Regions from separate parts of the Homo sapiens genome. Here region 2 is linked to region 1. Evidence: read pairs that join two places in POLR2A ChIA-PET (ENCODE). Cell type or tissue: Panc1. All regions are shown on one strand. Links, peaks and the distances in the headings refer to the core of each region. The heading gives the core; the rest is flanking DNA.

Region 1 (15,101 bases), core at 5,995-13,994:
TTCAGAAAGTGTCATGGTCACCTTATTCTCTTCTAAATTATCCTTCCACACTTCCCTACCCCCAGGTGCTGAACCTCAACACCAAAAACAAAAGGTTTGTTGGTTGCTTCAAGCTCCAAGGAAGCACAGACAACAACCTTCGAGACAGGGCAACCAACTCTTCCAAGTTTGCCCAGGTTTTAGCACCAAAAGTACTATGTTCTGGAAAACTCCTTAGCTGTGGGTATGCCAAGACAGTTGGCCACTCAACTCCTGGATCCCTTCTTGGCCCTTCCCTTGCACTTCCCTTTCTGAGCCCTAGTACTGGCAGCTGCAAAAAGTACTCTGAACATAAATCTCAGTCTTCTCCGCTGTTATCCTGAGACCTCAGGCATACATCAACTTTCAATACATAAAAGGAAAAGAAGAACAACTTATCCCACCAGCCTAGTATGTCGGATGTTTACATTTCTGCATGCCCACCATTACCTCTCCAACTATTTATGTATACATATTCCTAGACATAGATTTTTAACAAATGTATGATCATAATACTTTCATAATACTTTTTTTTTTTTTTTTGAGACAGTCTCCCTCTGTCGCCCAGGCTGGATGGAGTGCAGTGGTGTGATCCCAGCTCACTGCAACCTCCGCCTCCCAGGTTCAAGCCATTCTCTCACCTCAGCCTCCTGAGTAGCTGGGACTACAGGCATGCGCCACCATGGCTGGCTAATTTTTGTGTTTTTAGTTGAAACAGCATTTCACCATGTTGGCCAGGCTTATCTCAAACTCTTGACCTCAAGTGATCTGCCCACTTTGGCCTCCCAAAGTGCCGGGATTACAGGCGTGAGCCACCATGCCCAGCCTATATATACTTTTGCATTTTCCTGCATAGTTATATTTATCATTTAAGTGACATGAATGCCAAGACTAAATGTGTCACTCAAGTTTGTTTCTTACAGTGTGGGCAGTGAGCTTAACTGGAGTCTTCAGCCAAGGCTTAGATCTGGGTGAAAAATTTCAAGACTTCTGTGGAAGTAGAGTATTTGGATTTATAAGATAAAAGACTTTCTAAAGGATAACATGAAATTCTTGTGATAAAAGTGTTCTGTATCAACTGTGGTTGTGATTACCCAACTTTGCACATAGAGTAAAATTGCACTGAACTAATTAGATAGGCACACACAAATGAATGCATGCAGACCTGGTGAAATCTGAAAATCGGTGAATCATTACCAGTATCAGTAGGCTGGTTATGAAGTTCTAGTATAGCTATGCAAGATGTTACAGCCAGGCACGGTGGCTCACACTTGTAATCCCAACACTTTGGGAGGCTGAGGTGGGTGGATCACCTGAGGTCAGGAGTTCAAGACCAGCCTGGCCAACATGTTGAAACCCCGTCTCTACTAAAAATACAAAAAATAGCCAGGCATGGTGGCGGGCACCTGTAATCTCAGCTACTCAAGGAGAATCACTTGAACCCAGGAGGCGGAGGTTGCAGTGAGCCTGAAAGAGTATGTGGGATCTCTCTGTATTGTTTTTTAACAACTACACATGAGTCTACAATTATCTTTAAAAGTTTAATTAGATCTTTTAAAAAGAAACAATTTCTGGTTGGGTGTGGTGGCTCACGCCTGTAATCCCAGCACTTTGGGAGGCCGAGGCAGGTGGATCACTTGAGGTCAGAAGTTCGAGACCATCCTGGCTACCATGGTGAAACCCTGTCTCTACTGAAAATGCGAAAATTAGCCAGGCATGGGTCATGCCTGTAGTCCTACCTACTTGGGAGGCTGAGGCACAAAAATTGCTTGAACCCGGGAGGTGAAGGCTGCAGTGAGTCGAGATTGCCCCACTGCACTCCAGCCCGGGCATCAGAGTGAGACACTGTCTCAGAAAAACAGGGACTGGGTGCAGTAGCTCACGCCTGTAAACCCAGCACTTTGGGAGGCCAAGGTGAGTGGATCACGAGGTAAGGAGATTGAGATAATCCTGGCTAACACAGTGAAACCCCGTCTCTACTAAAAATACAAAAAATTAGCTGGGCATGGTGCCAGGCGCCTATAGTCCCAGCTACTCGGGAGGCTGAGGCAGGAGAATGGCGTGAACCTGGGAGGTGGAGCTTGCAGTGAGCTGAGATCATGCCACTGCACTCCAGCCTGGGCAACAGAACAAGACTCCATCTCAAAATAATAGTAATATTAAGGCCGGGCACAGTGGCTCACGCCTGTAATCCCAGCACTTTGGGAGGCTGAGGTGGGTGGATCGCTTGAGGTCAGGAGTTCGAGACCACTCTGGCCAACGTGGGGAAATCCCATTTCTACTAAAAATGCAAAAAATTAGCCGAGTGTGATGGCGCATGCCTGTAATCCCAGCTACTCGGGAGGCTGAGGTGGGAGAATTGCTTGAACCTGGGAGGTGGAGGTTTCATTAAGCCGAGATTGTGCCACTGCACTCCAGCCTAGGTGACAGAGAGAGACTCTGTCTCAAAAAAAATAAAAAATAAAAATAAACAATCTCTTAGAAAGTAGCTTTGAAATCCTTGTGAGATGCTCAGTAATACATTATACATAGTTCATTTTCCTCCTTTTGAAGAATGCCCCTCCCTCAAAAAAAAAAAAAGAATAAAAAGAGAAAAACTAAAGGAAGAAAATGCCGAAGGAAAAATGGGATTACCAGTTTATTCCTAAGTAGTTAGTACCTTGGTACTCATCTTTGATGTCTTCAGGAAGCCATTTGCCAGGAGCCCCTCATGTAGTACAGAAAAGATAGTGGGGAACACATCAGCCAGAGAAAAGGGAAATTGACCTCTTGAAGGGTGAATTGCCTCTAAGTGGTTCAGAATTGCTGTTGTCATCTAGGAGGTTAATAGCAGACTTTTCATTAGTGTCATTTCTCTCTCTGATCCACCCACCTCAGCCTCCCAAAGTGTTGGGATTAAAGGTGTGAGCCACCGTGCCTGGCTGTAACATCTTGCATAGCTATACTAGAACTTCATAACCAGCCTACTGATACTGATAATGATTCACCGATGACTTACTTCTGACCAGTAGCTTTCAACTTTTTTTTTTTTAACTACAACCTTTAGTAAGAAATAACTTTTACATCAAAACCCCAAATGAATAATTGCGTGTGTTTGTGTGTTCACATATATATGTAACTGAAACAAAACTTTCACAAAACAGTGCTCACCCTTGTATGTGGTGCATGCTGACATTTTCTATTCTACTTAATTTTTAAAAATACTAGTTATGGCTCGGTAATTTAAGTTCTTAATTCTCAACCTGCAGTTTGGGAAACACTACCTCAGCCTACTAAGTGAAGTAGTCTAAACTTTTTGGCATGACGTTCAAGGCCTTCCTCATCCGGCTCCGTTTGCCTTCCCAGCTGTGGCTCCTACTCCACCTCCATAGCTAAGTGGCATGTTCAGCATCTCCTGAACCAGCCTCACACTTCCCTCCTCTGTGCCTTGACACTTCCTGATCCCTTTCCCCAGGGCTCCTTCTCTTTTGTTCATGTTCTCACCTCTTGGCTCCTGTAGTCTACAGTCTGTGGTAGCATTAATATGGAGTGTCTGTCCCTCTTCAGAGTTGTCCATGAGATCAGGCATGTGTCCTAGTCACCCTAAGTTCACATGTTTACTCCTGTGAATTTTCCCCTGAGTTGACCAATGTTTTGGTCAAAACTTTTGACCAACGTTTTTTTAAAAAAATTTTTTTTATCAAGTCACAATAAGAAATGCATTTTATATTAGATGATATACATGCATTTGTTAAATATATTTGTACAAAACTGAAACAATTTCATGACATATCCATACTATTTGCACCTTCATATTTTGTATTCTCTTCTAATTATTTCTTTTCTTTAACCCATTACTTGATTCCAAAAACCACAAATTGAAAAACATTGATCTAGGTTATCTTTCCTTACTGTGTCATCCGCAGAATGCTCTGTTACCTTTATATTATGTATATAAATTTTTTTTTTTTTTGAGACGGAGTTTCGCTCTTGTTGCCCAGGCTGGAGTGCAGTGGCACGGTGTCGGCCAAGTGCAACCTCCACCTCCCGGGTTCAAGTGATTGTGATTCTCCTGCCTCAGCCTCCCGAGTAGCTGGGATTACAGGCGCCCGCCACCATGCCTGGCTAATTTTTGTATTTTTAGTGGAGATGGGGTTTCACCATATTGGCCAGGCTGGTCTTGAACTCTTGACCTCAGATGATCCGCCTGTCTGGCCTCCCAGAGTGCTGGAATTACAGGCATGAGCCACCACGCCTGGCCTTTTTTTTTTTTTTTTTTTTCAGATGGGGTCTCACTCTGTTACCCAGGCTGGAGTGCAATGGTGCGAACTTAGCTCACTGCAACCTCCACCTCCCGGGTTCAAGCATATATTCTATTATATAATCACTGTTAGAAAGAAGTCTTTATTGTCTCATGACTCACAGAGAAGGCCGTTCATTTCATTTCTTATTTTTCCCACAAGAAGATTTGTAGAGAATGTTTATTGCAGCATTTTTTTCATAGTAAAAAATTTTAAACAACATAAGTAATAGGGCAGTGGAGAAACTGTTTTAGTCATACAATTAAATATGAGGAAGTTAAAATGAATACACCAAATGTAAACATTTCAATATGGAAAACCTTAATATAATGCTTAATGGAAAAGCAAGTTGCAAGATGATACACATAATATATTATCATTAAGGTATATTAAAATACATGACTACTATATGTAGTTTATATATATATATGCATACCTATACTGATTTGAATGACAGACAACATTAGATAAAGCTTACCTTAGCCGGGCAAGGTGGCTCACACCTGTAATCTCAGCACTTTGGGAGGCCAAGGTGGGTGGATTGCCTGAGCCCAGGAGTTTGAGAAGAGCCTGGGCAACATGGTGAAACCCCATCTCTACCCAAAAAACCCCCAAAAATTAGCCGGATGTGGTGGTGCGCGCCTGTAGTCCCAGATACTCGGGAGGCAGAGGTAGGAGAATACCCATCACCAGAGCCCTGGAAGTTGAGGTTGCAGTGAGCCGAGATTGCACCACTGCTTTCCAACCTGGGCATGGGAGTGAGAGCCTGTTTCCCCCCCCCAAAAAAAATAAGAAAAAAAAAGAGCTTACCCCTTGGCAAAAAGAGAGAGGAAATAGGATAGGTGCTGGGTTTTGTTTTTATCTTTTAAATATTGCTTTTAACACTGAAATCAGAAGCAAACATAGCAAAATGTTAACATTTGCTAAATCTAGGTGGTAGGTACAAGAGTGTCTACTATTTTATATTCTTTTTTTTTTCTTATAAACTGTATTGCCATCTTACAATGCCATTATTATCTGTCTCCAAGCTACTTCTCTGAAAGCAGGGCACATTAGCCACAATCTGAGGTTTTAGATTAAGTTATACTCAAGCCTTGTCTTTCTTGTACTTAGATGCCACATCTGGAGAAAGTGGCTATGCTTTGTAAGTACTGGACAGTGTTTGCAGTGAGTTCAAGTTACATGGCCATTTCCTCAGCAGGACTAGGGAGGCCGTCTTTCTGGGCTAGGCTGTTTGCATTTTCATATGTTGAGCCATTATTTTTTTTCTGTTAAGGCAGAAGGCATCTGACCTTAAAAGTCCAGGGTATTGGAACAAGATAGATGATGAGATTATACCTATTAAAGACTTTGATAGCAACCAGGTTCTTACGGAATCCTACTGTTTGGACATCACTGTTTCCCACAGAAACATATCATTTGTAAGATATTTTTAAAAAAGATCTGCCATTCTCCTGTGACAACACACTCATTCGTTTCAATTTGCATATTTCAATTTGATCTTCAGTCCTGAGTTGTTTTCAATCACTTTTTCCCCCAATCATTCTTTATTATTATTAATTATTTAATTTTTTTTTTTGTAGAGACTGGGTCTCGCTATGTTGCCCAGGCTAGCCTTGAACTTCTGACCTCAAGCAATCCCCCTGCCTTGGCCTCCCAAAGTGCTGGAATTTATAGGTGTACACAACCCCACCCAGCCATTTCTTTTTTTTTTTTTTTTGAGACAGTCCCACTCTGTCACCCAGACTGGAGTGCAGTGGCGCTATCTTGGCTCACTGCAACCTCCGTCTCCAGGGTTCCAGCAGTTCTCCTGCTTCACTCTCCCAAGTAGCTGGGATTACAGGCACCTGCCACCACACCCGGGTAATTTTTTGTATTTTTAGTAGAGACGGGATTTCGCCATGTTAGCCAGACTGGTCTCGAACTCCTGACCTCAAGTGATCTGCCCGCCTCAGCCACCCAAAGTGCTGGGATTACAGGCATGACCAATCACGCCTCGTTTCACCCAGCCATTTCTTTGTTATTATTATTATTAATACACCTTATAATTTAGAGCAGTTTAGATTTACCTAAAAATTGAGTATTATTAATGCTATTAACATCTTAGTGCGGTACATTTCTTATAACTAATGAGCCAATATTGATTAATTATTATTAAGTTTATAATTTAAGGTTCATTCTTTGTGCTGTATAATTCTTTGTGTTTTGTTTTTGTTCTGTTTTGTTTTGAGACAGGGTCTCACTCTGTTGTCCAGGCTGGAGTGCAGTGGCGTGATCTCGGCTTACTGCAGCCTCTGCCTCCTGGGCTCAAGTGATTCTCCTGCCTCAGCCTTCAGAGTAGCTGGGATTACAGGCATGCGCAACCATGCCCAGCTAATTTTTGTATTTTTAGTAGCATCGGGTTTTCACCATGTTGGCAAGGCTGGTCTCGAACTCCTGGCCTCAACTGATCCTCACGCCTTGGCCTCCCAAAGTGCTGGGATTACAGATGTGAACCACCACGCCCAGTTTTTTTTTTTTTTTTTTTTTTGAGACAGTGTCTCACTCTATTGCCCAGGCTGGAGTGCAGTGGCTCGATCTCGGCTCAGTGCAACCTCTGCTTCCCAGGTTCAAGCGATTCTCCTGCCTCAGCCTCCCCAGTAGCTGGGATTACAGGTGCCCGCCACCTTGCCCGGCTAATTTTTTATCTTTAATAGAGATGGGGTTTCATCATGTTGACCAGGCTGATCTCGAACTCCTGACCTCAAGTGCTTTGCCCGCCTTTGCCTCCCAAAGTGCTGGGATTATAGGCGTGAGCCACCACGCCCAGCCTGTGTTGTATAATTCTATAGGTTTTGAATTACAGGTTTTGAATATATAGGTTTTGAAATGTATAATGTCATGTATCTACCATTACAGTGTAATACAGAATAGTTTCACTGCCATTTCATTTTTATCTCTATACTCCAGTGCCTAGCACAGGGCTTGCAAATGTTCCATGAATGTGCAATAATATCCCATCTAAAATTAAATATGAGCAAAATAAATTCAGTAGTACAGTACATTTAAAGAACAATATGCTACAACCAAATAGAATCTCTCCTGGGAATAAAAAGGATGGTTTAAAATTAGAAAAAAGTGTTAATGTATCCCATTAGTCTGTCAGATAAGATAAATAATAAAAGACAATATATAGAGAAAAATCAGAATTCAGAGCATATTCCTGACTTCAAAAAATATGAAAATTAGAATGCTTTATTAACATAAAGATGATATTTCAATCTAACAATCAACATTATGTTCAAAGAGGCATTTTCTTTTTTTTTTTTTGAGATGGAGTCTCACTCTGTTGCCCAGGCTGGAATGCAGTGGCATGATCTCGGCTCACTGCAACCTCTGCTTCCTAGGTTCAAGCGATTCTTCTGCTTCAGCCTCCCGAGTAACTGGGGCTACAGGCTCACGCCACCATGCCTGGATAATTTTTGTATTTTCATAGAGATAGGGTTTCACCATATTGCCCAGGCTGGTCTTGAACTCCTGACCTTATGATCTGCCCGCCTCGGCCTCCCAAAGTGCTGGGATTACAGGTGTGAGCCACTGCGCCTGGCCCAAAGAGGCATTTTCTAATGGGCACAAACGAGGATGGCAACTGTCTTACTGTTTTGTGTAATTCCGGAAGTTCTGGCTAATGCAGTAAATGAGAGACAGAAATAAGAGTTACCATTTTGAGAAAGGAATTCTCATTATTGAGATAATAGGATTGTAAAAAAAAAAAAAGCAAAAACAACTGAAAATGTGTTAAAATCAATAAGAGTTCAATAAGACAGCTGAACATATAGTAAAGATACCAAAGTGAAAAGCTTTCCTATATAGGAATGACCAGTTAGAAAAATTAATGGGTTAAGAAGAACCTTTCATAAATAGCAACCTTAACTAGAAACATGTAGGACCCCTTGAGTAAAAAAGTGAAAATTGTACTAAAGGAAAAAATAATGACAAAAATCTACTTAAGATTTTGATCTTAAGGTAGTAGTAAAAAGTTGCAAACAAGTTGGGTTTGGTGACCCATACCTGTAGTTCCAGGACTTGGGGCACTCAGGCAGGAGGATTGCTTGAGCTCACGAATTTGAGGCTGTGGTGCACTGTAATGGCACCTGTGAATAGCCACTACACTCCAGCCTGGGCAACATAGTGAGACCCTGTCTTTAAAAAAAAAAAAAAAAAAGGCATAAACAACCTAAATGTCTCCCAAAAGGAGAATTATTTATGCCCCCCACCCTCTTTGTTTGTTTATTTATTTATTTATTTATTTATTTATTTATTTATTTATTTTTGGAGACAGGGTCTCACTCTGTCACCCAGTCTGGATGGAGTACAGTGGTGTGATCATAGCTCACTGTAGCCTCAAACTCCTGGGGTCAAGCCATACTCCTGAGTAGCTGGGACTACGGACACATGCCACCATGCCCAGCTAATATTTTTAAAATTTTTTGTAGAGATGGCATCTCACTTTGTTGCCCAGGCTGGTCTCAAATTTCTGGCCTCAAGCAATCCTCCTGCCTTGGTCTCCCAGAGTACTGGGATCACAGGCGTGAGCCCCTATGCCCAGCATATTTATACCCCACTTTGTTCCAAAATTATTTTAAGCTACCTTACATATTATGCTCTATTATATAAAAATAAATAATTCAGGTAGGGAGAAATTTGAGGGATGGGCCACAGATTTTATTCGGAGCTTTCTAACAGCCAGAGTCAAGAAGGAATGTGATCCATATTCATACCATAAAATATTGAATTGCTTGCGATAAACAACTCTTCTAGTACTGAGACCAAAGAGAAAATTTTCTTATGGGTCTCCAAGAGAGGATACCATATAGAACAGACAATGATCATTTTGTCCACTAAACAAAACAGTAACTGACTTTAAAGAGCTGTTTCTTATTGAAGTTCCTTGTCACACAGTGCCAATGAGTAGCTTGGTGAAGAGTATTTGCAGGGGGTGGTGAGGGTGGTGATGGTTGTGGCTGGGATGAACATGAGGATAGGCCGGTGCACTGGTCTGAGGGTCAGCTCAATGGAGTGGTATATTTTAGAGATTAAAATTATGGTTATCACCTGATATGTCCTGCTACTCTGGTGTCCTATGAATCGTCACAAGTCGGCCACTGAATTTTTATCAATGTGTTACATTTATTTTTGCAACTGGTGAGGATCAAAACTGCTAAGAAATCTGTCAGATAGTGGTGTGGGATAAGATCTGCAGCAGCCACGAGGAGTGCCAGACAAGAGGCAAGAGAAGCTACTTGGACCAGCACCAAGGAGCATGTAACGGGGCTGGACTGAACACTCTTCTGTAAATGTTCCCTCAACTTATATTTTGATGAGTGCTGTGGAGAGCAGGTAGTCTGTGTCTGGTCAGGGTTAGGTCCATATGCTTTTGTAGTTGACTGGGGTAGTTGACAGCCCCTGACGCGGGTGGAGAAGCCTCATGAGCTGAGATGCTTGAACAGAAGGCTGACTCGCTTCCACACAGAGGTGGGAAGAAGTAGCTAAGGGTATACCAAGATTTTCCTTAATTTCAGGTCTGATCTAACACATATTGGAAAGGGCAGTCAAGGTTTCCACATTTCTATATCATAGAGCATAATAACCACATTTAAGTCTAGAAGAACTCTTATTTTATTTTACTTTATTTTTTGAGACAGGGTCTCACTGTCACTCAGGCTGGAGTACAATAGCACAGTCATAGCTCACTGTAACCTTGCACTCCTGGCTTCAAGTGATCCTCTTGCCTCCGCCTCCCAAGTAGCTGGGACTAGAGGTGTGTGCTACCACACCTAACTAATCTTTTTATTTTTTTGTAGAGACGGGGTCTTGCTGTGTTGCCCGGGCTGATCTCGAACTCCTGGGCTCAAGTGATCCTCTCACCTTAACCTCCTAAAGTGTTCGGATTATAGGTGTGAGCCACTCCGCCCGGCTTTGTTTTTTCTTGGCTTTCTGTCAGGGCCAAGAGGGGAAGAGGGAACTGCCTGGAGCAGTGAAAAGAAAACCCTCTCAAGTCCCAGGGCCCCAACCTCAGCCATCTGCCTGGGGCCAGCACCGTTCTGCATATGTCTGTCTCTAGTGTCATCATCTATGTCAGTAGCATATTGTCTGCTTTCCTTTGGCATCCTAGGCTTGCTTTTCCAAGGAGGAATGTTTTATTTCATTGGCTTGGCTATATATTTATTTTAATGGTTCTATATTCAATTAAAGTGAATGGCTTAATTTTACATTTAAAACAAACCGACAGGAAGCTACTATGCTAGTTGGGCAGGGAAGCTGGGGGAAATGCTGCTCTAAATGAGTTCTGGTGTCCTGGCCAAAAAGAGGTAACTATAGGGCTTCTGAGGATATTTGTAGACACAATGCATCAGATACTTCATTTGTTTTTACTTATCGTGGAGAACACGAAAGGTATCAGAAGCCTGGAGACATTGTTAATATAATCTTTCAGAAAAGGAATTGTAGAAACTTTAGTCCATGTGGATGCCAGGCCAGATTCTAAAATTCTCTGGCAAAGCAAAGGTGTATGTGCCTCAAAGTGGGAAGCACTAGGAGTTTCAACACAGGCTCACAAAGAACAGGAGGCTTTAGGCCAGGGGCTTTCTACCCCATGAGATTCATGTTTCTTCTATCATGATGAACTTAAAGCCAAATAGTATAACCTACTTATGTACACACGCTAATGTGTGTAGGTCCACACACACATACACACCCTCCCCCCACCAACACACAGAATGCCCTAACAGTACTTTAAAGGAAAAAATTTTAGGTATGATAATAAAATTTATTCTCGTGTATAAATGTTTGGGTGTGACCATACTAGAAGGCATAAAGAAGTATTCAGAAGCTTTTACCATCACGCAGGAGCGCATGTGGAATGCAGACTGCTACAAATGCAGACTGACCGAGGTGGAGAGCTTTGCTCTCGGTGATGTGATTTTCAGAAATGGTGGGCATCTCTTGGTAAAGGTCTGAACAAAACAATATATGACCTTCCTCTGGCTTACATGGAAGTTCCCCTCCTAGAAAATTTAGCATATATGAAAACCATGTTTAAAAATACTTTGTGTTAATATGTAAAACTGAGTTAGGGGCTAAGCTGAGATAATAGACATTTACAAGGCCCATGACAGATCTTCACTGTGCAGCAACTATCCACTCAGATGTTGCAGGACGCTTAGTATGCCTGGCTCCTGCAAGTGGCTCCTACTGATTTTGACAGCAAAAGGGGCCCAGAGGGTGACCCTATCCCTGTCGGGCTAACAATTTTACATGGCCACGACTGTCAGGGAGAAAAGCATAAATGGCTGGCTGGCCTCACCAAGGAGTTGAGTTCCACTGGAGAGGTCTGCCACTGCGAGGGGTGTTTTCAGTGGCTTCCCTCCTTCTCCACAGAGTTACCAGAAGCCATTGGAATTGGCCATTAAAATGACTACTTGCATTAGATGTCCTTTTTTTTTTTTTTTTTTTTTTTTTTGAGACGGAGTTTTGCTCTTGTCGCCCAGGCTGGAGTGCAGTAGCGCAATCTCGGCTCACTGCAAACTCCACCTCCCGGGTTCAAGTGATTCTCCTGCCTTGGCCTCCCGAGTAGCTGGGATTACAGGTGCCTGCCACCATGCCCAACTGCTTTTTGTATTTTTAGTAGAGATGGAGTTTCACCATGTTGGCCAGGCTGCTCTTGAACTCCTGACCTCAGGTGATCTGCCTGCCTCTGTCTCCCAAAGTGCTGGGATTACAGGTATGAGCCACCGTGCCAGGCCTAGATGTCATTTTAAGGTGCTTTCCAACCCTAATATTTTCTTTCTTTCTTTTCCTTCCTTTCTTCCCTCCCTCCCTCTCTCTCTTCCCTCCTTCTCTGTCTTCTCTCCCTCCCTCCCTTCCTCCTTCACTCCCTCCCTCCCTCTCTTTCTCTGTCTTTTTCTTTCTTTCTGTCCCTGCCCAACTTACTTCCTTCTGTCCTTCCTTTCTTTTTTTTTTCTTTTTCTTTTCTTTTTTTTTTTTTAGTATTTATTGATCATTCTTGGGTGTTTCTCGGAGAGGGGGATGTGGCAGGGTCATAGGATAATAGTGGAGAGAAGGTCAGCAGATAAACACGTGAACAAAGGTCTTTGGTTTTCCTAGGCAGAGGTCCCTGCGGCCTTCCGCAGTGTTTGTGTCCCTGGGTACTTGAGATTAGGGAGTGGTGATGACTCTTAACGAGCATGCTGCCTTCAAGCATCTGTTTGACAAAGCACATCTTGCACCGCCCTTAATCCATTTAACCCTGAGTTGACACAGCACATGATTCAGAGAGCACGGGGTTGGGGGTAAGGTTATAGATTAACAGCATCCCAAGGCAGAAGAATTTTTCTTAGTACAGAACAAAATGGAGTCTCCTATGTCTACTTTCTACACAGACACAGTAACAATCTGATCTCTCTTTCTTTTCCCCACATTTCCCTTTTCTTTTCGACAAAACCGCCATTGTCATCATGGCCCGTTCTTGATGTTCGCTGTCTCTTCGGAGCTATTGGGTACACCTGCAGAAAGGCTGTCACTTCACACTTGGAAGATTGCACAGCGGCCAGGCAGAGGCACTCCTCACTTCCCAGACGGGGCGGCTGGGCAGAGGCGCTCCTCACTTCCCAGACGGGGTGGCGGCCAGGCAGAGGCGCTCCTCACATCCCAAACGGGGCAGCCGGGCAGAGGCGCTCCTCACTTCCCAGACGGGGTGGCGGCTGGGCAGAGGCGCTCCTCACCTCCCAGACGGGGTGGCCGGGCAGAGGCGCTCCTCACCTCCCAGATGATGGGCGGCCAGGCAGAGGCACTCCTCACTTCCCAGACGGGGCGGCTGCCGGGCAGAGGCGCTCCTCACTTCTCAGACGGGGTGGCCGGGCAGAGGCACTCCTCACCTCCCAGACGATGGGCGGCCGGGCAGAGGCGCTCCTCACCTCCCAGACGATGGGCGGCCGGGCAGAGGTGCTCCTCACCTCCCAGACGATGGGTGGCCGGGCAGAGGCACTCCTCACTTCTCAGATGATGGGCGGCCGGGCAGAGGTACTCCTCACTTCTCAGACGGGGCGGCCGGGCAGAGGCGCTCCTCACTTCCCAGATGATGGGCGGCCGGGCAGAGGCGCTCCTCACCTCCCAGACGGGGCAGCTGGGCAGAGGCGCTCCTCACCTCCCAGACGGGGCAGCCGGGCAGAGGCGCTCCTCACTTCCCAGATGATGGGCGGCTGGGCAGAGGCGCTCCTCACCTCCCAGACGGGGCAGCCGGGCAGAGGCACTCCTCACTTCCCAGATGGGGTGGCTGCCAGGCAGAGGCACTCCTCACTTCTCAGATGGTGCAGCCGGGCAGTGGCGCTCCTCACTTCCCAGATGGGGTGGCTGCCAGGCAGAGGCGCTCCTCACCTCCAGACGGGGCGGCCGGGCAGAGGCACTCCCCACTTCCCAGATGGGGCGGCCAGGCAGAGATGCTCCTCACTTACCAGATGGGGTGGCTGCCAGGCAGAGGTGCTCCTCACTTCTCAGACGGGGCGGCCGGGCAGAGGCGCTCCTCAGTTCCCAGACGGGGTGGCCGGGCAGCAGCGCTCCTCGCTTCCCAGATGATGGGTGGCCAGGCAGAGGCACTCCTCACCTCCCAGACGGGGCGGCTGGGCAGAGGCGCTCCTCACTTCTCAGAAGGGGCAGCCAGGCAGAGGCGCTCCTCACTTCCTAGATGGGGCAGCCAGGCAGAGACGCTCCTCACATCCCAGACGGGGTGGCGGCTGGGCAGAGGCGCTCCTCACCTCCCAGACAGGGCGGCCGGGCAGAGACGCTCCTCACATCCCAGACAGGGTGGCGGCCGGGCAGAGGCACTCCTCACCTCCCAGACAGGGCGGCCGGGCAGAGGTGCTCCTCACATCCCAGATGGGGCAGCTGGGCAGAGGCTCTCCTCACATCCCAGACAATGGGTGGCCAGGCAGAGAGGCTCCTCACTTCCTAGATGGGGTGGCGGCCGGGCAGAGGCTGTAATCTTAGCACTTTGGGAGGTCAAGGCAGGCGGCTGGGAGGTGGAGGTTGTAGCGAGCCGAGATCACGCCACTGCACTCCAGCCTGGGCAACATTGAGCATTGAGTGAACGAGACTCCGTCTGCAATCCCAGCACCTCGGGAGGCCAAGGCGGGCAGATCACTCAAGGCAGGCACTCGGCAGGCCGAGGCAGGAGAATCACGGGAGCCCGAGGCAGGGAGGTTGCAGCGAGCTGAGATCACGGCAGTACAGTCCAGCCTCGGCAACAGAGGGAGACCGAAGAAAGGGGAGAGGGGAGAGGGGAGAGGCTTTTCTTTTTTCCTTTGAGACAGGGTCTCACTCTGTCACCTAGGCTGGAATGCAGTGGTGTGATCATAGCTCACTGCAGCCTTGAACTCCTGAGCTCAAGTGATCCACCTCAGCCTCCCAAATAGTTGTGACTACAGGTGCATATCAGACATAGCAAGATCCCTACAACGTTTTGTTGTAGAGATGGGGTCTCTACAACAAGACCAGCTATGTTTCCCAGGCTGGTCTTGAACTTCTGGGCTCAAGCAGTCCTACCACCTCAGCCTCCCAAATTGTTGGGATTACAGGCATGAGCCACCACACCTGGCCTCTAATAAATTTTCTATGTCTCAATAATGATGTTTTTGACTCATTGTTTTCATTTTAATAAGAAAACATAATTGCATTGACAAGTATTAAATGACAAGGATGCTTACCACCACTATAATTATTTTTTATGACCCTTTCCATTCCGAACACTCTGTCCTTTCTCTGAGCTCA
Region 2 (15,101 bases), core at 3,494-11,493, 83 kb after region 1:
GGACTAAGAAATGTTCTCAAAGATATGCAGATAGTAAGAGGGAGAAGCTGGGATTCAAATTTAAACCCAAGCAGGTTGCATCAGGCTTGTTACCATAAATCTATTTTTTTGATTTATTTATATGGATTTCTGGGTAGAAGCAGTAAATGGGGCAACAATTTAAATACTCTCCCATCTCTCTTGGGGATTTTTTTTATAAAGTCATATTTTATTTCTATTATAAACTCACAAAAGGGCCCAGAGAGCCCAGAAGTGTGACTCAATCAGCTCAAGTCGCCGAAGCAGCTTTTCCCCTTAACAGTAGTTAATATATTTGCAAAGATCATCCAAAAACAAACACACCCTTAAATATCACCAGGTCAGGAAGTAACTGAAATACTGAACATTTGTTAACTTCTTTTCTTTTCCTCTTTTTTTTGAAGATAGGGTCTCGCTCTGTTGCCTAGGCTGGAGTCCAGTGGTGTGATCATGGTTCACTGCAGTCTCAACCTACCAGGCACAAGCCATCCTCCCACCTCAGCCTCCCAAGTAGCTAGGACCACAGGTGTACACCACCATGCCCAGCTAATTTTTAATTTTTTTTTTTTTTAATAGAGATGGGTTTCCCTATGTTTCCCAGACTAGTCTCAAACTTCTGGGCTCAAGCGATCCTCCCACCTCAGCCTCCCAAATTGTTGGGATTACAGGTGTGAGCCACTGTACCTGGCCTAACATTTTTTTCTAAGGGCTAAATGTCACAGTAGTAACATATTCAGAGGGAAAAAACCCAAATGTCTCATACAAGAAAATGACAGTCCTGATAAACAATGCGAAGAGGGATGTAGAATATCTGTTTATAAACTGCTGTTTTCTTTTTTTTTGGTGGGGGGGTGGGGGTGATGGAGTCTCTCTCCATTGTCCAGGCTGCAGTGCACCTCCGCCTCCTGGGTTCAAGCGATTCTCCTGCCTCAGCCTCCCCAGTAGCTGGGATTACAGGTGTGCACCACCACGCTCAGCTAATTTTTGTATTTTTAGTAGAGACACAGTTTCACTACGTTGGCCAGGTTGGTCTCGAACTCCTGACCTCAAGTGATCCACCTGCTTCAGCCTCCCAAATTGCTAGGATTATAGGTGTGAGCCACTGCGCCTGGCCTGGGGAAAGATTTTTTTTGAGACAGAGTTTTGCTCTGTCGCCCAGGCTGGCATGCAATGGCATGATCTCGGCTCACTGCAACCTCCGCCTCTTGGGTTCAAGCGATTCTCCTGCCTCAGCCTCCCAAGTAGCTGGGATTACAGGCACGTGTCACCACGCCAGGTTAATTTTTGTATTTTTGTAGAGACGGGGTTTCACCATGTTGGCCAGGCTGATCTTGAACTCTTGACCTCAGTTGCTCCACCCACCTCAGCCTCCCTAAGTTCTGGGATTAAAGGCATGAGCCACCGTGCCTGGCCCAGGGAAAGATTTTTAAGGCCAGAGGAAGGGCAAATTCACTTTTCTCGCTTCTGGGGCATTTCTGGCAGCTGTAGTGGGCACCTACATTCCTGCAGTTCCAACAGCAGCAGCAGGGGTGCCAGCAATAGCACCTGGGGGCACTGACTGGTAGTGCCAGAAGGCTGTGTAGTAGGCATGGTTGACGTTTGTATCTGTTTCAGATTTCCCAGCCACACAACCTCACTCCCAGACCATTTCTCTCCCTCAGTAGCCAGCATTAAAAAAAAAAAACAAAAAAGTGACCTGTAACACAAATTCCCAGAGAACTTCAACCTCACACCTGTGTTTTCACTCTCAGTGAGGGGAAATGCATTTGGGGAGGATTGTTGTGACCACAGAGCCACTGTGGAGTACCGCATAAGACTGGGGCTTATGCAGCTCTGACTTTTTTTTTTTTTTGTACTGTCACCTGGCCTGGAGTGCAGTGGATCTGGGCTCACTGCAATCTCTGCCTCCCAGGTTCAAGTGATTCTCTTGCCTCAGCCTTCCAGCTGGGATTCCAGGCGCCACCATGCCCAGCTAATTTTTTATATTTTTAGTAGAGACGCGTTTTCACCATGTTGGCCAGGCTGTTCTCGAACTCCTGAGGTGATTCACCTGCCTCCGCCTCCCAAAGTGCTGAGATTACAGGCGTAAGCCACCGCGCCCGGCCACAGCTCTGACCTTTTAATGTCACTTTCCTGGGCCCTTTTGTGGCACTATGGTGGGATTCTTCAAGTTCTTGACTTTGAGGTCCTGTAAACTGAACCATGAGGCTGACTCTGGTAGTGTTCCCTTTATAAAAACATCACATATATTGTTTATGCGCCTACCTGCACTAAGGAAATATTCACTAAAGCACCTGACAGGGGAAATGACAGCATCATGGCTAGGCCTGCCTGTCTCAGGTTTTTGGGATTGCAATATTACTCTTGACTTCCTATTTGGGAAAGAAAAATAATTCCAAACTTAACCCTTTCTGCCAAAGTTGCTCTTATTTCAGCAGTCAGCTGGCCTTCCTTCCTAGTTGTCCATTTCAACTCCGTACTTGTCAGAGTTGGGGAAATAACCACAGGGTAAGTGCAGGAGGTAACATTTCCCAAAGATTTCAGGGAATACTGGATAACTGTGATTGTTCCATGCGGAAAATTTGGAGTATGTTGGAAAAATATGAGGAATGACTTTAGGTGTAATGACGTCTAGGGTGGTCTCCTTGATGGAACAGATTAATTGGGCAAATGCATTCTTCTCTTGTCCTACCCACCTGGACCACTATAAGCAGCTTGCCTTCACCTAGAAGCAGCACACCTTCACAATTCAGCCCGAGAGATTAACAACTCTACAGTTTTGCATAACCAGATCCTCAAGACCTACACCACCCATCTCCAGGACAACATGCGGGGGCCAGTCATTGACATCATGCTTATTCTAGACAACTGGAAGGGGCAAGAATCCCGTTTCGTGGTAAAACATCTATACTTGATTGGGTCCTTCGGGAAAAACTTGCCACTCACAAATTGCTGGTCCATCCTGTCTATCCCACAAAGCCTGGTGGACCTCCTCCCATCTTAGTGAAAGCACTTACATTTGGGTGTTCTGCTCCAAATGCATTTACCAGCTAGACCCCAAATCTACCACCCACAAGTGGAGCCTTGAGCAAGATATTCTCTTGGTGGTCCAGGCTGCAGCATGATTCTGGCAACTCTCCCCCTTAAAACCTTGCAGAGCTCATTGTCTGTAACAGATCCAAGCCCTACTAGGAACTTGAGGTAAGGATCTGAAGAGACCCTGGTGTTTTGAGCAAGGCCATGCCCATCAGGTTAACTATCCAGGGTTCTGCGGAGATCAGGCATCACTACCCTGGGGCATCACATGACTCTGCAACCTGGACTGGTTGGGATCTGAGAGGCTACCTGTGCACCTGGCTGCACTCAATGTTCCATTAGAAGCAGGTACAGATGGCACTGGGTTTGAGTTAACCCTGAAGGTACCAGTAAGCTGCCTAGTGGTGCCTACACCAGCAAGGTGGCTGTGGGTAGAGAATAAAAACGTGACACTTGGTTCCCAGGTGGTTCTGCATGACATAACAGCATCAGCAGTGAATGCTGAGTTCCAGCCCCATGCTGGACAGCAGTGGAATCAGCCCAAAGACAGAGCTTCAAGGTCAGTGTGTCCTCTGTCTGAACAGACAGATGGCTTACGTCTGGATCCCGGTACAGAGGCCTTGGAAAGAATAAAACTGGAAGATGGAGACAAGGAGGTCCAGGGAGGAGTACGTTACATAAAACTGGACTTCCTAACACAGGCCTATGTGCCACATCACCAAAGGCTTCCAATGCAGGGGTCCAGATGGCCCACTCTTCACCATGACGAAGCCCGAGGCCATGGAAGACATCATCAAACCACTGCCCACGTGTGCCCATCAGGTCTCACTCCAGATGCCTCGCACCTAAAAGCAGGGATGCCACTGTGCTCTGGCCAGAGTTGATGCTGGGGGAGAAGAGCTAGTACCAGCCTAAGGAGGGAGGCCAAGGTTCTCAGGAGTGCAGTGCTCTGAGGAGGGCTGGGTGCCAGGCACCACCTCTGCTTGTACCTTATTACCTGCTTTCTCACCTGCAATAAGAGTGGCCCATACACCCTAAAAGGTTTTCATTTCGGCCGGGCGCGGTGGCTCACGCCTGTAATCCTAGCACTTTGGGAGGCCGAGGCGGGCGGATCACGAGGTCAGGAGATCGAGACCATCCTGACTAACACAGTGAAACTACGTCTCTACTAAAAATATAAAAAATTAGCCAGGCGTGTTGGCAGACGCCTGTAGTCCCAGCTACTTGGGAGGCTGAGGCAGGAGAATGGCGTGAACCCGGGAGGCAGAGCTTGCAGTGAGCAAGATCGTGCCACTGCACTCCAGCCTGGGCAACATAGTGAGACTCTGTCTCAAAAAAAAAAGAAAGAAAAAAAAAGGTTTTCATTTCTTGGGGGTCCCTAGGCCTTCCCTGCAAAGAAGTGGGAGACATGGAGAGAAGCTGGAGTTCATGTGCATGGCAGCAAACGGAAGCTGCTCTGGTTGAGAAACATTCCTCCAGCTCATCCCAGACACTGCTTGAGGGCCTGCATCTGAACAGGGACTATGGATCTATATACTCTCTTCATCATCACAGGTAGTCCCAGTACCCATAGAGGTTGGTCCAAGTGCTTGCTAAGCCACACTAACCTCATAAAATCTTGGTCAACCATGTCTCCCCTGCCAGCAGCCATCTGCTGGGTGGCCCAAGGGCAATGGCAATGCCAGGGCAAATGTAGGTCACTGAGGCCATGGGTGGAGAGACCCACTCCTAATGGCCTCCCTGCTTTTAAGTCACACACCTGCTAATCCTAGCCTAGAATATTTAATTCTTCATGGCTTCATTACCTGTAAGGCAAAATACAACCTCTTTGTGGAACCCAGAAAAAAATGGGGTCTCCTCTTTGCCTTCTGGGTCTTGGATACACCAGACTCTGGCCAGCAAAGCACAGTATAGAGCAGAGGCAGGCGCCTGGCCAATGGTTAGCTTGTGGCTCAGGTCCTGGGTGACACAGGCTAGAGTCCTAAAGCTCCAGATGAGAGATCACTACACTTTTCCTGTAAAAAGTTAAAGATTTTAGTCTTTGGGATTCATATGGTCTCTGTTGCAACTACTCACCTTTGCCACTGTAGTAAAAAGAAGTCAATGAGTGGGTGTGGCTGTGTTCCAACAAAACTTTATTTACAAAAACAGGAAGCAGGCACGTTTGGCCCTCAGACTGTAATCTTCCCATCACTACTCTTAATGATACTCAGATGACCTGGCTGCCTGAGGGGGCTGTGGCCCTGTCTGATTCTCTGTGAGATGGAAACCACTCTAGGGTCTCCTGGTGCGCTGAGGCTGTACACACCGGCAGAACAGGGCACTGCGTTTGGAAGTTTCTGACCAAGTGGTGACAGCAGAGGGCAAAACGTGAAGGCTGTGCTGGATAAGGCTGAACCTTCCTCATAAGCAACACCAACTGCTTTATTCCAGGTCAGGGCCAACTCTTCCGCCATGATACATACATGGTCCCTGGCGGGCACTGTCCTTACTGGGCCCCTAGGAGTCCCTGCGTTGTGGCCTGACCACCAGCCCCTCTCTGGTGATGGCCCAGTTGTAGTTCTTCCGGGAGTCCAATGCTGCTTCCACCCGTGCCTCCAGGTTCTCTCGGGTGATGAAGTTTTTCACCTCTTCCTATCGGGAGAGAAAAGCCCAGCTGAACAGGAGCCTTGGGCACATGCCAGCCAGCCCACCCAGCCTGCTGGCCTCTCACCCCACTGAGAAAGCAGCTCCTGCTCTCCCTGGGGAAGCATGCCTGGAACCCAGGTCCTATTTGAGAGCCCCTCTGGCCTCCCAGTGGAGTGATATCAGGTTGCTTTTCCACGTTCCTCTTTTCTCAGACACTTCAGCCATAGCCCCGAGTGCCAGCTATGAAAATCTCACGTCCTGGTAGGTGAAATCCGTCCCTCAGTGGTCCCCTCTGAATCACTCTAACTCATCCTTCCCCCCATTACTTTATTTATTTATTTATTTATTTATTTTGAGACGGAGTCTCACTGTCGCCCAGGATGGAGTGCAGTGGCGCCATCTCGGCTCACTGCAACCTCTGCCTCCTGGGTTCAAGCGATTCTCATGCCTCAGCCTCCCGAGTAGCTGCGATTACTGGCGCACACCACGCCCGGCTAATTTTTGTATTTTTAGGAGAGACGGGGCTTGGCCAGGCTGGACTCGAACTCCCGACCTCAAGTGATACGCCCGCTTCGGCCTCCCATAGTACTGGGATTACAGGCGTGAACCACCGCTCCCAGCCACCCTTCTATACTTTAAATCAAGCCTCATCCATTCTCACTGCATTACTCCTAAGTGGTCTCCCTGCTTTTAAGTCGCACACCTGCTAATCCTAGCCTGAAATACTTAACCCTTCATGGCTTCATCACCTGTTATGCAAAATACAACCTCTTTGTGGAACGCAGGGTCCCTCCCACAGACCTGCTAGGTACCTGAACACTGTCCAATTACTCCGCTCACCTCCGGGTCTTTGCGCCTGACTGGCACTCTCCTCTCCAAATCCGGACCTGCCAACTGTAAGTCTCTGCACATAGCCAGCGCCCGCGTCGCGGTGCCCAGAATTCCCAGTGCCCCGCAAGCCGCGTCCCCGGCTGGAGTCCCACCCTCCGGAGACGTTGCCCACCTGCAGCTGCAGCACTTCCCGCTCCTTGCGCTGCGCCCAGGCCTGCACCTCTTCGGCCTTGCGGGCCTGCTCCAACGCCTGCCGCTGCTCCTGCTCCCGCTCCTCCTGCCGCAGCCTCGCTATCCTGTGAGGGTCAAAGGGCCGAGGCTGAGCGGGGCCCGGGCTTCTCCCAGGCCGGCCAGGCCGCGCCGCCCCGCCCCGCCTCCCGCCCCACGCACCGCAGCTCGTGCAGCCGCCGGTTCTCCGCCTGGTTCCAGGCCATCAGCTCGCGGTGCTCGGCGGCGTCCTTCAGGGCCTTGCGCTCCGCCAGAACCCCGGCTCGGGCCTCGTGCACCTTCCTCTGCACCTCGGACACGAACTCCATCCTGGGTGCAGACGCGCCAGGAATCAGCACCCTCTCCGCCCACTCCCACCGTCACCAGCGCGCGCGGGCGGCCACCTCCCCCCGGCCGCACACCTGAGGGCGCGCACGGTCTGGCGGTAGTGCTGGTAACGCTCCATCAGCACGAAGAACTCCGCAGGGTCCACCGCGGGCGGCATGTTCACTCGCTCGATCTTGGATTTGGCCAGCGGGTCGTGGCGGGTCTTGCGGCCGCGCGCTGGCAGCACCAGAGGGGCCCGGGGCCTGCACGGGGTCCCCGCGCCCAGGCGGCTCAGCGCGCGTAGCATGGCCGAGTCTCCTCACTGCGGCCGCGGTGCCGGGACGCCACCGTGCCCCGGAAGCGGCGCGGGGAACCTTGGGACCTGTAGTCCTCGGGCTGTCCCTCACGCCCCGCCCGGCCGTGTGGCCTCTGGAACCGAAGCGGCGACCCTGCGGACGTCCGCATCCCGCCCCCAGGCTCTGGCCCGGCCTTCCCGCCAGGGCCCGGGGCCATCCCTTAGTTACTCCCGCCCGCGGGGCCGGACCCGCGTCCCTCCAGCCCCCACGCAGGGAAGGGTCTCAGCGGGGAAGACAGGGAGGGGACGAAGGACAGAACTCGACGCAACAGCTTCGGAGAACCTCACACTTTATTGGAGGATGGCGGGGCGGGGCGGGGCTCTCGGGCTGCGGTCTGCGGAGGGAGAGGTGGCGGTCATGTCTCAGGACACTGGTCTCGTAACCGCCGAGCTGCCATCTTCCTGGTTCTCTCCCCTCTCGTCCCCCCCAGTCCCCATGTGGCCTCCCACAGCAGGACGCCCCCCGCCTCCCGTAGAAGCCTGAGGATCCAGCTAGTGTGGGGATCTCCAGCTCCCTTGGGCATGCCCTCTTGTCCACCCTAAACAAGCCTGACGCATAGAAACCTCAGCACATACACACAAATCAGGCGGTAAGACATTGCCTCATAGGAACTAACCACTTTCTTCTTTAGTTACCGGGCTCTCCTGATGCACTGTAAATGTTTGATTTGCAAAACAGTAGCAAACCATTTCCCCACGCCTGTCTTCTGCTATGGTCTTGGGGAGCTCTGCAGTCCCTGAGATGTTCCTAGTGCACATGTCAGTCACCACCTGGTCCTCTTGGCCCTGTTGTCTGTTTGAGTGAGGTTGCATCCCTCACCTCTTTCCACTGGCCTGGGGTCTGTCCACCTCAAGACAGTCATTGGCTTGTCAGGATGCCTGTGGGATCCCATGGCCACCACTGTCTTATAGAACAATTATCTCCTTCTAGTCTACTAGTGACTTTGGTCTTTAACCCAAGTGCTTTGTAAATTGTCTAGAATCCTCCTGGGAAATAGGAAGGATAGCAGACAGCACCCTGCTGTGTGCAGTAGGGGCACTGAGAAATGGCTGGGGGTGCTGTGGCAGGGGGCATCTCAGTGGTGTTTCATTCTCCCCACCCTCCCAGCACCCAACCCTAAGCCACAATGGCCTCTGATGACCAGTGGCTGGTCTTGATGCTGGGGACCTCTCACCCTACTCACCAGCAGTGTCCGTGCCAGGTGTCGCTTCCTGTGAAGGGACCACTGGGCCGTGGTCCTGCCCTCCCAGGGCATGCTGTCGTCCAGGGGAGCCAGGGCATCACTTGGGAGGCCATGGGCAGTCTGGACTGGGCTGCCTGCTGCAGTGTCCAGGGCCCTTCCTTAGAAGGGAACTGATGCTGTCCTCCCTACCCCGACCTCAGGCTCCAGGAGGGTGGGGGAGCCCCCGGCCATCACTTTCTTCCTCCCCATGAGGCTGGGAGACACCCACCTGGGGGCCTAAGGGCATTCTGGGGATCCTGGGCTGAGCTGAGGGCTCGCTTTCCTCCAGGGTACCAGCCATGGGACCAGTGCTGAGCCTCTGAGGGTCCAAGGTGGGCAGTCAGCAGCAGCAGGAGCAGGAGGCCTCGCCTGGAGCTGGCCATGGCTGCTCTAATGGACAGGGTACAGCATTCAAGGAGACTTACCTCACCCCCACATCCCCCTACTTCCTCCAGGGCCACTTTGGAAAACTGGCATCTCAGGGGCAGCTTTGGTATCTCCTTATGCCCTTCCCTCTCTGCCACCGCTCCTCATCCCAAGCATACAGGGGTCCAGATCCTGGGGGATCCTGGCCCAGCAGGGGATGATGCTCCAGGGGACGAGCCTTCTCCCTGAGCCTGGGGCACAGAGGCTACCTGCCTTGCCAGCTCTGAGGGCCCTCCCACTTGTCCAGGTCCATCCATCTTTCCTTCAAGGAGTTTCCAGAAGTGGAAGAAAGTTGGAGGGGAACAGAGACCTGAATTCAGGCCAATGGATGGGAGGATAGATGGATGGTCAGGGGAGTTCTCAATGTAGGCGTGTTTGGAGCACCAGTGCTAGGGAACCAGAGTTGCAGGCCTTCTGCCCTTTTCTCCGTGGCCTGCTGTATCTCTTCCATAGTAGTTGGGGATGTGGAATGGATGAGTGGTATTGATGGGGGCAAGTGCTTCTACCCCTTATCCCTCCCATGCCAGGGGCAACAAGCACAAGAATAGATGGTAGAGCTGTTGGGGAGAGGAGAGGAAAAGGGGACTTCTCTGGCATGGTTCAGGGGTGGAGGCACCTGGGAATGGGGAAGAGGAGCAGCACACCATACGCCCAGGATGAAACTTGGTCCAGGTGTCCTAGCCCTTAGGGAAGGCTCCCCACTCACCAAGGAAGAGCTGTGGATGAGATGGCTCCTTCAGGCAGCTGCAGGACCCTAGCCTGATGGCCCCAGGATTTATAGACCAGGCAGCTCCACCCCCAGACTCCAGTGACGTCTTCAGAGGGGAAGAGAGAAGCTCACCACCCAACCCGCTTCCCAGAGCATCCAGTCCATGAACATTCACCAGGCAGCTGCTGCCCTGAGGCCACCGACACATGCTCCCTCCCCACCACCTTCCCAGGAGCCTTCAGGCCCAGGACTCTTGCTTTAGGCTGGCCTATGTCCTGGTCTCACCTTCCCACTTCCCAGGCTGCATCTTCAAGCTCCTGATCTTGAGACCTAGAAAGCCCTCACAGCCTTCCCTGATCCCAAAAGAGAATTGTGTCCTGGGCAGGGGCAATGCCTGGGGGCTCCCCAACTCCCAGCTCAGGGCTTTCCCTGGTGGACAGTGGAAGCCTAAGAGTAGGGAGCCTGGCAGGCTGTTCAGAGGTACAGGGGAGGCTGTGACCACTCTCCCAGAGGGCTTCCGTTTGCTCACTGTAGAGTGGGTTGGGTGGGACAATTCACATCCACACACCTGGGAACCAGGGCTGGGTCACTCCAGATGGCTGGGTTTGGGTGGGGCAGTACCTACCCCGGAGTGGCTTCTCTCCTGGCGAAGAAGCGGGCCCATGAGATGGGGCCCAGCTGTTGGGCCAGTGCAGTCTCCCTAGGTAGGTAGAATAATTTTGTCCCTCAAGGCTCTAACCCCTCCCCAGTCATGGATTTGGACACAGCTAGCCTGGGCTGCTGGAAGTGGGCTCTTGCTTCCCAGTCTGCGTCAGCAGCTCAGCTTTCCTTGGCCAGCCATCAGCCTCTGGGGGTCAGAGGCCTGTTTACAGGGTTCATAGCCAATCTCCGCACTTGGGCTGAACAGCAAATGGGAGGGCCAGGGTCATTTGGAGAGCTGGTGCGTCAAATCCTGTGACAAAGATGGGGGAGGGGAGGCATAATGGGCATCAGTCAGCCCTAGACACCTGGACTTCAGCAGCCAAGGCAGGATGGGCACACCTGTGAACTTCCAGACTGACTTATTAGCAGGGACCGGAAATCAACGTGTGGCCCATTTGTTCAGTTAAATTGTTTTGGCTTAAATATGCGGACTTTGTTAACTGGGTGATTTTTAGGGAAACATTTGCTTGTGGTTTAGTGAAAATGAATCTGAGTTCGACGTACTAGTTTAGTTCTGGTTGGGGTTTACAGAATGCTTTCTTCAAAGATGCACCAAGGCTGGTGTACCTTTAAAAGGGGGATGGTTGCCTTTATTTATTCTGTAATTTGATTCCGGCTTTTCCTGAAAAATCTAAACCAGAGCCAAGCTTCCTGGGGAAAGCTCTGCTCCCTTTTTTTTCCGGCAACATACTTAGCTTTTAAGAAATGTTTGGTCCTTTCCAGACTAGAACTGTGGAACTCTTGTATCCCTCTCATTAGAACATAGAAAGCCATCTGTTCACCACGGAGCTCCAGTCCTCAGGATATGAAGTCACTGCAGCCAGGAGCTGCGTGTACTCAGGTGGGAAAGCAGAGGTTCAGAGGTGAATAAACACTCAGGTGCTGCAGGAGCACAGAGAGGCACAAACCCTGAGCAGGCGGCCTGGGTGAAGGACAGAGACGAGTGAGCTGGAGTCACGGACGCAGGGAGTGGCAGCAGAGGGGTGCAGCATAAGGAACAAAATGGAGAAGGGCCAGCAGGAACTGCCGTGGATCCATGGGGCCAGAGTATGTGGGAAGGTTAGAGGAAAGGAGGGCGGGCCCCTGGGTGTGGGCAGTGGGAGGCAGGCATCTCTGGACCACCCTGACATGCGACCAGGATGCGGGGGACTTGGGATTGGAGGAGAGCTGAGGGTCCACAGAGACAGATCCAGAATCCTGACCTCTGAGAGAGGAGACAGTGGAGGAGCAGCTAAAGGGTGAGGATAAGAGGCAGAGGACAGCCTGTGACACAAAGGGGAAGAGACCATGGGTCCCTGGTGTTTAGCACCAAGGTGACCTTGGTGCGCAGGGATGGAAAAGAAATGTGTGGGAATGAAGTGAGGAAGGGGGAAGAGTGAGAACACAGGTTTCTGCAAGTAGTCTCTCATAGAGGGAAGAACTTAGGCCTGGGGTGGGAGACATGCTCTTTATTTAATTAATTAATTAATTCTTTTTCTTTTTCTTTTTTTTTTTTTGAGATGGAGTCTCGCTGTCATCCAGGCTGGAGTGCAGTGGCGTGATCTCAGCTCACTGCAGTTTCTGCCTCCCAGGTTCCAGCAATTCTCTTGCCTCAGCCTCCCCGGTAGCTGGGATTACAGGCACGTGCCACCACGCCCGGCTAATTTTTGTATTTTTAGTAGAGATGGTTTCACCATGTTGGCCAGGCTGGTCTCGAACTCCTGACCTCAGGTGATCCGTCCGCCTTGGCCTCCCAAAGTGCTGGGATTATAGGCATTAGCCACTGTGCCCGGCCTATTTTTTTTTTTTTTTGAGACAGGGTCTCACTCTTTGACCCAGGCTGGAGTGCAGTGGCATGATCACAGCTCACTGTAGCCTCCACCTCATGGGCTCAGGTGATCCTTCCACCTCAGCCTCCCAAGTAGCTGGGACTACAGGCGTGTGCCTCCATGCCCAGATGATTTTTGTTATTTTTTGTAGAGACAGGATCTTGTCATGTTGCCCAGGTTGGTCTCGAATCCTGGGCTCAAGTGATCCACCCGCCTTGGCCTCCCAAAGTGTGGGATTACAGGTGTGAGCCACTGCACCTGGCCTGCTCTTTATTTTTAATGAGAGAGACTTGAGTATTTGGGACAGGGGAGCAATGAAGGAAACTGCAACCCAGGAGGGACCCGCCCAAATGAAGTGAGGTCTCAGTGTGGCAGGATGTAGGGCTTTGGGTGTGTGGTGGGTGCAGGCTGTTACTCTTCCCCTATGGAGAAACACTCCTACCCTAAGCCCCTTGGGTCGCAACTGACTGGCTGTGGGAAGGGCACTGGATGAAGCAGTCACTGCTGCCTTTTCCACACGACTGTGCTGTGTGAGCTTCAGCACATTTTCCTTTTGGCCTATACTAGTTTCTGTTGGGTTCACCTCTCTTGTAAACATGCAAGCCCCGAGTAGAAAGTAAAAGAGGAGTGAAGAGGGAGGCATGAAGGGATGAGGGACACATCTACAGGCTGAGCGAGACACGGAGCAAACAGCTGAGGTCATTCCTACCTGGAGACAATGGTTTTGCACCCAGGTGATGCCTATCCACTGGCCAAATCAGCACGGACTTCAGCAGAAAACCACTCAGGCCATGGTGGCGCACCCTGCTGAAGGCCAGCCCTGGCAATGGCAGGCAGCCTGCTGGGAGGCACACAAGCGCCTATGAACGGCCTCACCTGCACATTCACTGAGTGGCTTGCTGACCCAGTGCCTGCCCTCCTGCATCGACTTGGACTTGGTCACACAGAGCACTGAAGGGTAGCTTGCAAGGAGCCAGGGGCTGCTCCCCAAACTTGGCACCCCTCACCAGAAATTCCTCAGAATCTGTCTTTGCCTAATTTATCCATACTTATCGAGACTGCTGAGTTTTAAGTTTACTGCCTCTTGGGAGTTCGTTAGTTCCTACAGAACTGAATGTCTCTAATGACTCACACTCACCTCCTGTAAACTTCCAGAGGGGGTCTGTTGCAGCCCTTGCCTCCTGCAGGTCTCCTGGGTCCCTTCCGCACATCTCCTTCCTTCCCACAAACATCCTGGGTATGTGGTGCACAGACAGGCTTCCCTCCTGGAGCCACTACATGTTAACTGCTTTATCTGGACTCTGAGGCCCTCTGTAATGTGGCTCTACTTCGCCTTTCCTCCTTTTCACTCATCTAAATTTCCAGCCTCCCATGGGTCCAGCTCAAGTCCCACCTCCTCCAAGAAGCACAGTAGTGCTGATCCCTGAACATGCCTCCATGGGCCAGGCTGAGGTGCCATCTCTCACTCCAGAAGCCTCTGAGGAGCCCAGGCCTGCGCTGGCTCTCAAGAAAGGCCCTGCCTGACAGCCACAGCCACGAGTTCACTCTCCTGCTCCTGTGGTGAGCTGCTCTGAGGCTGGGAGGCAGTGGACAGACCCACTCTCCCAGTGTGCCCCCAACAAAAGATCACACTTCCCCAGCACTCCCTGTAGTTAGGCATAGCTATGACCAGGTGAAAACCTACTTGTGAAGCTGATGAGTGGAATGCGGGGTGGATTATGAGTGGAAGTGAAAAGTGCAGATTTGGCTTCCTGTCCTTAGAAATGAAGCTGCTGGCTCTCCATGCTCTTTCCTCAGGGTGGATTATGGACATGGCAGTGACCCAGCTTCAACCATGAGGATGAGAATAATATCCTAAGGATACTGGGTCTCTGGACAGCACAGACTGTTACGGGAGACATAAATGAACATCCAGCTTCTTTAAGAAACAAAAGTTCAACACTTTTGTCTAACATGTCACTCAAAACCAAGTTCGGATCTAAGACTCCCACCATCTGACTTCTAGATCTGAGAAACATTCACACTGTCCCAGAAATGAGGACACGTATGAAAGAAAATGGGAACAATTCAACACAATATATGTGGACATAAAGATTTATCCTAGATAGGGTGACACAATCCAGACAGTTTTGTAGCAAAGCACCACAGACTGGAGAGGTCAGACTGGCCTCAGCCCAAAGCTGAGCCAGCTCTAGTCTCCCCTGTGCCCCTGTCCTTAAGGAGACTCAGTGAGGACCTGGCCACCTTCCTAGGGAGGGAGGCTGGCCAGGACCACTAAACCAAAGATGTGCTGGGAATGAAAGGAGGGTCCTGGAGATCACCTAAGAACTGGAAGGGCTGTGTTTGGTGGACAGGAGGAGCTGGGGGACTGTGGCCTCTCTCAGATAACTCAGAGAGAACAGCAACAGGAGGGCCATGAACAGCCGAGGAGAGCCCCAGCCTGTATGGCTGCCCCACCCCCAGACAAAGGGAGAGACATTTCCTCAGGGAGTCAAAGCTTTTATTACCTGATAGTCCCTAGTGTGGTGCCAGAGATACCGCTCTGGTCCTATTACTCCCCATGATATCAGTGGTGGGGATGGGGGAGGGGACCAGGGAGAGAGGGGAGGGATATTTACAGTGCATGGTGGTACGGGGACAACCACTTTCCTCGAGAGCTCTGAGAACTTTGTGCTTTTTTTCTTAGTTGGTGCCGAGCTACCTGGAATGGATTTTGTGTTTATCTTCTTTAGGGAAAGATGTATTAACCAAAGCACAATCCAGCCCAATTTCTCGGCTGAGGATTTCACGATATCAATCCAAACATCACACTATTTAATTCCCCAATAAAA

Evidence for each region. ChIA-PET counts read pairs that join two places held together with the same protein. Peaks named below come from ENCODE experiments on the same cell type or tissue, not always from the same donor. Only the 100,000 strongest peaks of a DNase experiment are listed, where the experiment ranks them.
Region 2: POLR2A ChIA-PET joins it to region 1 with 10 read pairs; 12 of 35 experiments call an interaction of 5 or more read pairs at or near these places.

Annotation. Positions count from the first base shown.
Region 1 is chr20:3,123,735-3,138,835 of GRCh38, reverse strand. All of the region lies in intron 1 of UBOX5 (U-box domain containing 5), which reads left to right. UBOX5-AS1 (UBOX5 antisense RNA 1) reads right to left here. Exons shown (of 7, transcript NR_038395.1): 6 at 2,678-2,833. Among named protein-coding and RNA genes, the nearest start is that of UBOX5-AS1, 24 kb to the right of the region's middle. In Panc1, for the core only: no CTCF peak of the experiment used is centred there; no DNase peak of the experiment used is centred there.
Region 2 is chr20:3,038,322-3,053,422 of GRCh38, reverse strand. GNRH2 (gonadotropin releasing hormone 2) reads right to left here and starts at 9,801. Exons shown (of 4, transcript NM_178331.2): 1 at 9,758-9,801; 2 at 8,855-9,015; 3 at 8,587-8,723; 4 at 7,676-7,737. The coding sequence starts at 9,008. The coding sequence ends at 7,687. MRPS26 (mitochondrial ribosomal protein S26) reads right to left here and starts at 7,371. Exons shown (of 4, transcript NM_030811.4): 1 at 7,143-7,371; 2 at 6,904-7,050; 3 at 6,686-6,809; 4 at 5,173-5,688. The coding sequence starts at 7,354. The coding sequence ends at 5,554. PTPRA (protein tyrosine phosphatase receptor type A) reads right to left here. Exons shown (of 24, transcript NM_001385305.1): 24 at 14,754-15,101. RefSeq lists enhancers at 6,430-6,489, 7,830-7,889 and a silencer at 6,860-7,729. In Panc1, for the core only: no CTCF peak of the experiment used is centred there; a DNase peak (open chromatin) is centred at 7,420; H3K4me3 peaks cover 2,219 bases; H3K27ac peaks cover 1,989 bases.